Linked DNA regions of Mus musculus: region 1 is linked to region 2. Evidence: chromatin contacts called from ENCODE Hi-C or POLR2A ChIA-PET data. All regions are on one chromosome and are shown on one strand. The core of a region is the stretch at or near the end of the contact, and the rest is flanking DNA. Distances in the headings are between cores, read along the strand shown.

What was found. A loop is a pair of places that touch in the nucleus more often than their neighbours do. ChIA-PET counts read pairs that join two places held with the same protein, here RNA polymerase II (POLR2A).
Region 1: a loop to region 2 is called in a map of heart, with 1.9 times the contacts of the local background. The contact joins the enhancer-like site here to the promoter of Vsir in region 2. A Hi-C loop is called at or near these places in 21 of 37 maps with a recorded cell type or tissue (CH12.LX, Patski, T-helper 1 cell and 7 more). POLR2A ChIA-PET finds 5 or more read pairs at or near these places in 1 of 5 experiments (Patski).

What each region holds. Positions count from the first base shown.
Region 1 is chr10:60,387,481-60,391,934 of GRCm38, forward strand. It overlaps Cdh23 (cadherin 23 (otocadherin)), which reads right to left. Exons shown (of 71, transcript NM_023370.3): 31 at 4,242-4,390. It also overlaps a transcript of Vsir not described here. Among named protein-coding and RNA genes, the nearest start is that of Gm17455, 10 kb to the right of the region's middle. Within about 2 kb of position 1,936, at least 1 of the 3 ENCODE cell types and tissues checked has a DNase peak (open chromatin) inside an H3K27ac peak, as active enhancers do; it is heart, where a contact is called at or near this core.
Region 2 is chr10:60,345,539-60,349,472 of GRCm38, forward strand. It overlaps Vsir (V-set immunoregulatory receptor), which reads left to right and starts at 1,313. Exons shown (of 7, transcript NM_028732.4): 1 at 1,313-1,565. The coding sequence starts at 1,484. The region is part of intron 39 of Cdh23 (cadherin 23 (otocadherin)); the gene reads right to left.

The sequences.
Region 1 (4,454 bases), core at 686-3,185, 43 kb after region 2:
GTTCTTTCTCTCTCTCTCTCTCTCTTTCTCTGATCAGCTTCTGCTCTAGTGCCATGCCTGCCTACTGCCAGACTCCCAATTATGATGTTCAAAGATTCTAGCCTCTTGGAATCATTAGCCTTTAGATGAAATGCTTGCTTTTATAAGTTGTCATGGTCATGGCATTTTGCCTCATCAGTAGAAAACTAATTCCACCCAAAGACCAAAATACATTTATTTAGGAGAGACTCAACAAAAAACCATGATGGTAACAAGAACAGAAGTGGTTGTGCTTTGGACCCTGTGACCCTCACACAACAGCCCTTTAAAGACTGCCACTGCACCATAGCAGACAACTGGGTGGGGCACTGATCCCCGACTCCTTCCAGGGCTCCCAATGAAACAGAGGGTAATCCCCCAACCCACAGGGTTTCCTGGTCACCCTCTATCACTTTCCTGGGGAACCTTATTAATGACTTTCATGACAATCCTTGCCCTGGAATTGCTTTCTGGGGACCCTACTAGAATTGTGTGATTGTGTGTGTGTGTGTGTGTGTGTGTGTGTGTGTGTGTGTGTGTGTGTGTGTGTGATGTTCCCATTGCTTTTCTCCATCTTTGAAACTTCCCTTTAAAGAACATGTGTCAGATGTAGAAAAATGCTACGGTTCAAAGGGTTTTTATGGAGAGCTGTGTCTGCAAACAAGGAGAGCCCCTCTTTTCTCCCCATATATGGGAATACCCAGAGAGTTTGCTGTAGACCTGAATCTTGTTGCCTGGAAGACCAGAATGGAGGGAAAAGACACACAAGCTACCAGAAACCCCAGGCTCTGCCTCCTTTAAGAGACTGGGAAAAGAGTCTCAGAAAAGAGAAGTAATTTTCCCCAAGATCTCACAGGGACAAGGAGGGCTGGTGTCTCCTGGCTCCCTATCTATCCATGCTTAGGCTTCGTGCTGGGGATGAGCTGGCCCCAGTATAAGACATCCTTCTGGCTCCCTAGAGCCAGGGAAGCATTACCATGAAGCAGGATGGAGAAGGGAGGAAGTGGGGTGGGGTAGCTCAGTGTGCACAGCACAGGTCACAGCTGTCAGTGGCAAGGACAGGACAGAAAGGGGAAGGAGGGCAAGACAGCCTCAGAGAACCTGCCTTTGGCACTTTGCCTATATCCATAGCTGTCTCTGGGGTTACACACACATGCGCATGTGCTCACACACACACACACACACACACACACACACACACACTACATACACACCTACATAGACCACATACCATGCACACACATATGTAGCTGCCTCTGGGGTTATCCTAACACACACACACACACACACACACACACACACACACATATACACACACACATATACACACACACCACACAAACACCTCCCATATAAACACCACACACATTTACACACACATACCACACATGAACCACATATAGAACCTCTCACCACATACCACATACCACAGACACACTAGACACACACACATACCATGCACATATACACACATACACCATACACACTACAGACACACACAAACACACCACATATACATATACACACACAACACACAAATACTACCATATACCACACATATACATATAACACACACAAACACCCCCATATGCACACCACACACACATACCACACATACTACATATACAACCCCCCTACCACACACCACAGACACATTAGACACACACACACATACCACACACACACACACAACCCTCTAGGTTATCAGGGAATTTACTGGATGACTAAGGGTGGGAAGAGTGGCAAAGCCAGGGGAGAAGATGGATGTGGTGGCCAGGGAGGCTCACAGAGAGCTCACCACTCCACTGCCCTGAGGTTCCACAGCCCTGTCACGCCAGCACCTTTCAGGTCCGGACATCGAGAATCTACTATGCAAACGACAGGGTCCACCTCAGTCTGCAGCTGTAGTGGGAGCCTTCTAAATTTGGCTTCACCCACAGTTTGTTGCAGAAGATCCTGGGTGTGGTGACTGTGAGGGGAATTGGCATGGGTGAATTTCGGGAACTCTGTGTAAACAGATATTAACTATCCATCTTTTAAAACGGCAAGCCTTCCCTTTCCGGAGTTTGCTTGTTCTAATGACCTTGCCTTCTGGGGGACATCGGGGAAGAAGCTGTCAGTCTGATAGTGTAAGAGGAACGGGAGAGGGGCGGAGTGTAGCTTGCCACAATGTGGCCAGGCTTTCAACACTTCTGGCTGCTTTCGGCAGTAGAGAGAGGAGGAAAGATGGTGTGGTTTGTGAACCTGAGAGACACAGCTGAACAGGAAGTACAGGCCAGCTGAACTCTTGCTGAACAGGAGGATGCTGCCAGGTGCCTCAGAGCCAGAATGCCTTCTGTCCCGAGTGTCTGCACAGGGCTGCCCGACCCTCCAACAGGGATAAGAGGGCAGTTGCGTGTATACACTGTGCATGTGGGCATGTACACACAGAGATGCCCAGCATCCAGAAGGAAGGTTTCCCTCCTTACTTCCTGGACTTCATGGGGACTGTTGCTAGCTGTTAAAGTAGAAATTGCAGCTTACTGGGCAAAACTAGCATCCTCACATTGCTATCAGAAAGCGCCCCAGCTCTCCTGACTCTCTTAGGAGAACAGATGCTCTAAACTGCAGGGGCCATCGAATCTCCATGCCAGGGGACAACACCTGAATTCTTAAAGTTACTCTTTGGGTATGTAGTGCTTGTCAGGGTGCCAAGAACCCTCCTTGGGCATGGTGGTCCAGGAATCATATAGTGTAGAGGTAAGAGAATAGTCTGGACCACCTGCCTGGGGTGAAGCCTGGCTCTACCCATACCATAATGGGACCCTTATCAAGTTGGTTGATTCCTCTCTGCCTCAGTCTCCTCATCTGTAGAATGGGGGTAACGCAGGGCCTTCCTCAGAATTGGGTCAAATTTCTTTTTCCTCAGGGTCTTGAGGGCAGGAGCATATAAAAGGGGCCCAAGGCTGTGACTGGGGTGCCTCACCTTAAGGTTGTACACAGTCTGCCTTTGATCTGTTTTACACCCTGGGATGTTGCAAAGAACTCGGTTTAACAACAAGGTTGGTGGCTAAAAATGGCACATAGCAGAGTGATCGGGCTCTTGAGAAACAGGTGGGTGGGGGAGGGGAGGGGAGGGGACACAGAGAGGGCTGTGGTTAGGATGCCTGAAGTCCAGGGGTCCAGCCTGAACCTCACTGATACCAGCCATTCTTGTGACCAGATGTGAGTTTACTGAGGGGAAAGACACAGGCAGGCCCCACGGTGCTCATTAGCATGTGAATAAGAGCCTGTCACAATGGGAAGCTACTGTGGCGACTTCCTGGTACATACCCAGAAAACTGTATCTCTGTCAACGTGTCCTCTAAGGGTCCAAGGGACTTGATCCCTCTGCTGTATCCACTTGGACAGGTATTCATTCTCTTCTTAAGGGATGGGGGAGGGGGGTAGCTTGTCGGGAGCCAACTTTCTCTCCCATCTTCTCTGAGAGCAAGGAGCTAGAAACTCAGAGCTGGCCCAGCTCTGACAGATCTGCCTGGGGCCCAGAGTTTGGTTGGAGACATCCATCTTTAACAAGAGGGGAAGCATCCCGGAGGGAGGGACTTGAGCAACAGCTGACCAGCTATCTCCTGCTCAATGTTTCCAGTCCCAGCAAACAGCGGGTTGCTCTGGGCTGATGGGTTCCACTGACTCAGCCACACTCAGGCCTGGGTACGTGTCCCTGTCTGATGAACTCCCACCTTCCTCCATGACAGGAACCTCTGGGTTCTGACTCACTTCCTATGGCTTTAGGGGAAGGGGCCTATGGGCTGCTACATGTGTATGGAGGGTGAGGCGGGGTGAACATTAAACAACATAGACAGGAGGCAGACCTCTGTGTGTGACCATTAGAGAAGGTCTCAAGTCTTGCTCAAGAGGCCAAGTTACTTCTCTGTAACTCTATTTCTTCATCTGCAAAGCAATATTGCTACCTGCTCCTCTAAGCTTATGTCTAGGAGGGCTCTCAGTTCGTTGTGGAGAACTGGGTGTCTATAAGGAATGGATCAGTGACAATTCCTCTTTCCTCCCTTAGAACAGACATGAGTATCGTGGATCCCCTTCCTCAAGAAACCATGGCACAGAGTGAAAGGACAAATCCAAAATCCCTGGCTGGTCTAGGCCTTTAGTCTCTTCACCAAATTCCTTGCCCTGCATGCCAGTCAGTAGTGAAACCTGCCCCACCAGGCCCCAGTTTGTGTTCTCACCCTGACAGAGCTCCGCATGGGCCCCAGGTCATGGTTGTAGGCTTCTACCATCAGTACGTGGGACGAGTTCCGTTCCCTGTCCAGGGGCCTTGGCCCTCGCATCAGGAGCCCGCTGCCTACGTGGATCCGGAAGTTGTTGCCATGGTTACCTGTGGAGCAGCACATGAGATGCATGGGCTGGACCGGGAAGAGGATGCTTATGAGATAGAAGGC
Region 2 (3,934 bases), core at 63-2,562:
CACATGAGCACACACACAGTATACACACATATGTATATATGTAAACATATATATATATGTTCTCATGCATAGATAAATGTACACACGTAAACACATGAGCATACACACACTATATCTATATCTATAAAATCTAGGGTTCTCATGCATACACACATGTACACGTGTACACACATGAGTACACACACAATGTGTGTATACACACACATATATCTTCTGGTGTTCTCATTGGTGTTCTCATGTGTATATATATATATATATATATATATATATATATATATATATATATATATACAAAACACACACACACACACACACACACACACACACCGGTGGGAGGCCATGGTCCTCAAAACTCAGTAGGGCAGGGGAACTCAGGTAAGGAATTTACTGGTTCCTAGCTCAGATCTGGTCTTGTGGCTGAAGGAAGCACTGACAGGAGGGGTTGGGGAGGGGGCTCCAAGGTCAGGCCAGGAAAGAACAGAGTGGAGCAAGCTCTAAGTGATCGCAAGTACAAGGATGAGTGTAGATACCTATGAGGGCCCGGAGGACAGCATGGGAGTGAGTTTGTAGAGGGGCCATGGTGGTGCATCCCTGCAATCCCAGCATGCATTAGGCGAGGTAGAAGAGTCTTGAGGGCAGCCTGAGCTACAAGGCAGCATCCTGTCTCAGAAAGCTAACCCCTCAAAAACCACAAACAAAACTCCGCCCAAACAAAACAATACAAACCCCACAGAAACAAAACTCCACACAAGTATGTTGAAAACAAACTACCAGCAAGACAGAATCAAGGGAGCCTATGAATAACAGCCCAGCCATAGATAAAGCCCTGGGGGAAAGAGGCTGAGAAGGTTCCATGGGGCACACCAACAGATGCAGGAGCGTGTCCTGAGGTTGGGAAGTTCTGGGCTTGTGCATGCCCTGCGCGTGTTTCAGGTGTGTTAGCCGGTGGACATAACTGTACCAGGTGTATCAGCTGCAGGGCACACAAGCGCAGAATGAGCCAAACTCCCTCCCACTTGCTAAAGTCATCGTAGATTTCCCTTACTTATCCACCTACCCGCCCACCCATCTACCCTGGGCTGCTGGAGAACAGGGAGCCAAAGTCCTGCCTCCAGACTAGGAGAACCGCAAGGCAAGCTGGGTTAGACTAGGGTCCACACTTTAGTATGCACGGCCCTCACGATCTCTAAAAAGCACCGGGACTTACAGGGGGAAGTGGCTGGTTGGACACTTGCCACTTCTATCAGCAACTCCAGCCCTTCCCCACCCCCATCCCTGGGCTCTGGAGACGCCGTACCGCCCGCCGCCCCTCGGGGGCGCTGCTGGGCGGGGAGCTTGCTCGGCCGCCTGCCTCGCCTTGGGCTCAGCATTCACTCTAGCGAGCGAGCGGCGTGTACAGCCGGCTCCCTGGGCTCCTGGAGTCCCGCTTGCTCCAAGCGCACTCCAGCAGTCTCTTTCTGCTCTTGCCCGGCTCGACGGCGACATGGGTGTCCCCGCGGTCCCAGAGGCCAGCAGCCCGCGCTGGGGAACCCTGCTCCTTGCTATTTTCCTGGCTGCATCCAGAGGTAAGATCAACAGGCGGTGGGGTGCTAGCGAGAGCTCTAGGGAGTACAGCCCGGTAGTGTAGGGGGCAGGATGGGAGTGCCCTGAATCCCCTCAGCCTGCGGTAACCTTCACCTTACCGCTGCTCCGCTGGGACAGCCCAGCAGGGTGCAGTGGTGTCTCCATCCTTCATCAGGCACATCTTTAATTGCTAACAGCTGCCAAAACAGCAGGCACGGGTGTCCCTTGGGGACTGCCTGCCAGACACTTCCCTGACCCGAGAGTCCAGAGCAGGGGCCATGAAGAACTTCTGCAAGGCAGGAGATGGGCCGGAGGAGAATCACCCCGTCCTATGGCGGTTGCTGAGTGCATTTTGACACCTGGGGCATCTCCCTGACTTCTGGCAACAGAGTCTAAGAGGACTTAGGGGGTGTGGTGCTGTGACCCTGGTATTCTATCCCCCTTGACACTTGTGTGTGAGTCTTGATGGACACTCCCGAATCTGAGCATGCTTGTCACCTGCTCTGTACTGAAAGTCTAAGGACCCGTTTGAGTGATCAGTGGGCTTCTGTCATTTAACCTTATTACAGCTGAGGAGTTGATTTGGATGAGTAAGAAAGACACGAGGGACACTCCCCTGAGCCCAGCAACCAGCTTGGATAACTCCTCGGCAGGGACACAGAAGCCCCACACAGGGAGATGTCACTTCCAAAGTCCAGACTCACAATCTGTACATTGTTCCGGGACACAGGGGCTCCCTAGAGCCCAATCTTTGTTTATTCGGTGAAGATCTCAAAGAAAAAGGGGAGGATACCCTGATAGTTGCCCAAACAGTAGACAGGTGGGTCCCCTGAGATGGCCTGCCTGATACTTCCCTGCTCAGAACCCAGGGCACGGGTGGCTTCTGCAAGGCAGGGGAGAGGAAGGGTCCAGAGGGAGTCACCATTGTCAGGACAGAGATGGAATGCTCAGCTCCGCAGAGGGAGCCAATAGCTGCATCAGAAAAGAAGGAAGAGGGGTTAAGGGGTTGAAAGGGAGGAGAGACAGGGAACTAACTCTTTATCAATACTGGGAGGCTGGCCTGGACTTCTGATAAGAAAGAAGGCACCCACACCCTATAGACAGAAGACTGAAGCCCTGGCCTGCCTTTCCTCACCACAGGAGAGAGCCTGTGGCAGGGATGGGGTGGCGATACAGGCGGGGGATGTTTCACTCCCAACCCCAAGGCTCATCAGGGGCATAGCTTCTAAGAACGGAGGACAGTGGCAGGCAGGAAGGCCAGTATGGCATCTACCTCAGGCTACTATCCTCCTCCCGGGTGACTCCACTAGGCCCCTTTCCTTGCCTCTTCCCTACCCTAACTAGAATGGGAAGCTTTCTGGTCAGCAGCCTCAATTTGGGAAACTAAGTCCTAGAGCTTCAGGGCAGAGGGTCAGCAGCTTGCAGAACTTCCAGCAGCAGCAGAGAGGTTCTGGGGGGAGCTGGGCTCCCTCACCCCCCAAGAGATTTCGCAGCCTACTGCATTTGCTGACTCCAGCTGATTGGTGAGCTGAAGGCCGCCTCCCTTCAGCTCCCAGGGAGGTAATCAGGGATCTAGGAGGCTTTCAGGAAAGAAACAAGAGGAAACTTTTAGCCTGGAGCTGCTCTGACCTCAACATTGGCTATACTTTAAGTCATAACTCATATACTTTAAGTCTTCCTTCTCTTTCCTGTAGCAGACCTGGTCAGGAGGCCTGGGGGCTGAATCCCCCCCCCCCCCCATCAGCATTGGGGCTGGGTTACCTTGAAAAGAATTGTGTTTGGGGCAGGGTGAGACGGGGAGGGGGTATCTGGGGGGACTTCAAACAGTCAGAGCTTAGGAGGCACTTGGAGTACATGGAAGACACTCCTTTCCTGGCCTGACAGGGACTGATGGGGGGCGGGGCAGGGGTTACCTTTGGAACCAGGTGCCCCAGACCCCAAGGGGTACAGAACCTCTTCCCCACAAGTGTCCCTAAGATTTGAGGAAGTTACTACCCTGCCTGTCCTTAGTCTGACCCAGGAGGCCCATTCACATGGGAGCACTGGTGTTCCAGAGAGGGGCAGCTGTCTTCCCCTTCATGGTAAACAAGCCTGCAAGGCCCTATTGAGTAAACTCCGTGCTGAAAGCCTCTGCTCCGGTAGTGGTCAGCGCTTAGGAAATCCTTAAGCCCCACCCAGCAGCCTGAGGGTAGAGCTGGCTGTCTTGGGATGCCCAGGGGCCAGAAACATGAAGGAGGGCGGAGCTGGGAGGCTGCAAGGCTGCTGTGGATCTAGGGAAGAGGAACCACAGAAAAGCTAAAGGAGTCACCTCTGTAAGTTCAGGATACGGGATCGTAGGTCTAAGCAGGAAAAACAGAGGATTCACAGGGCC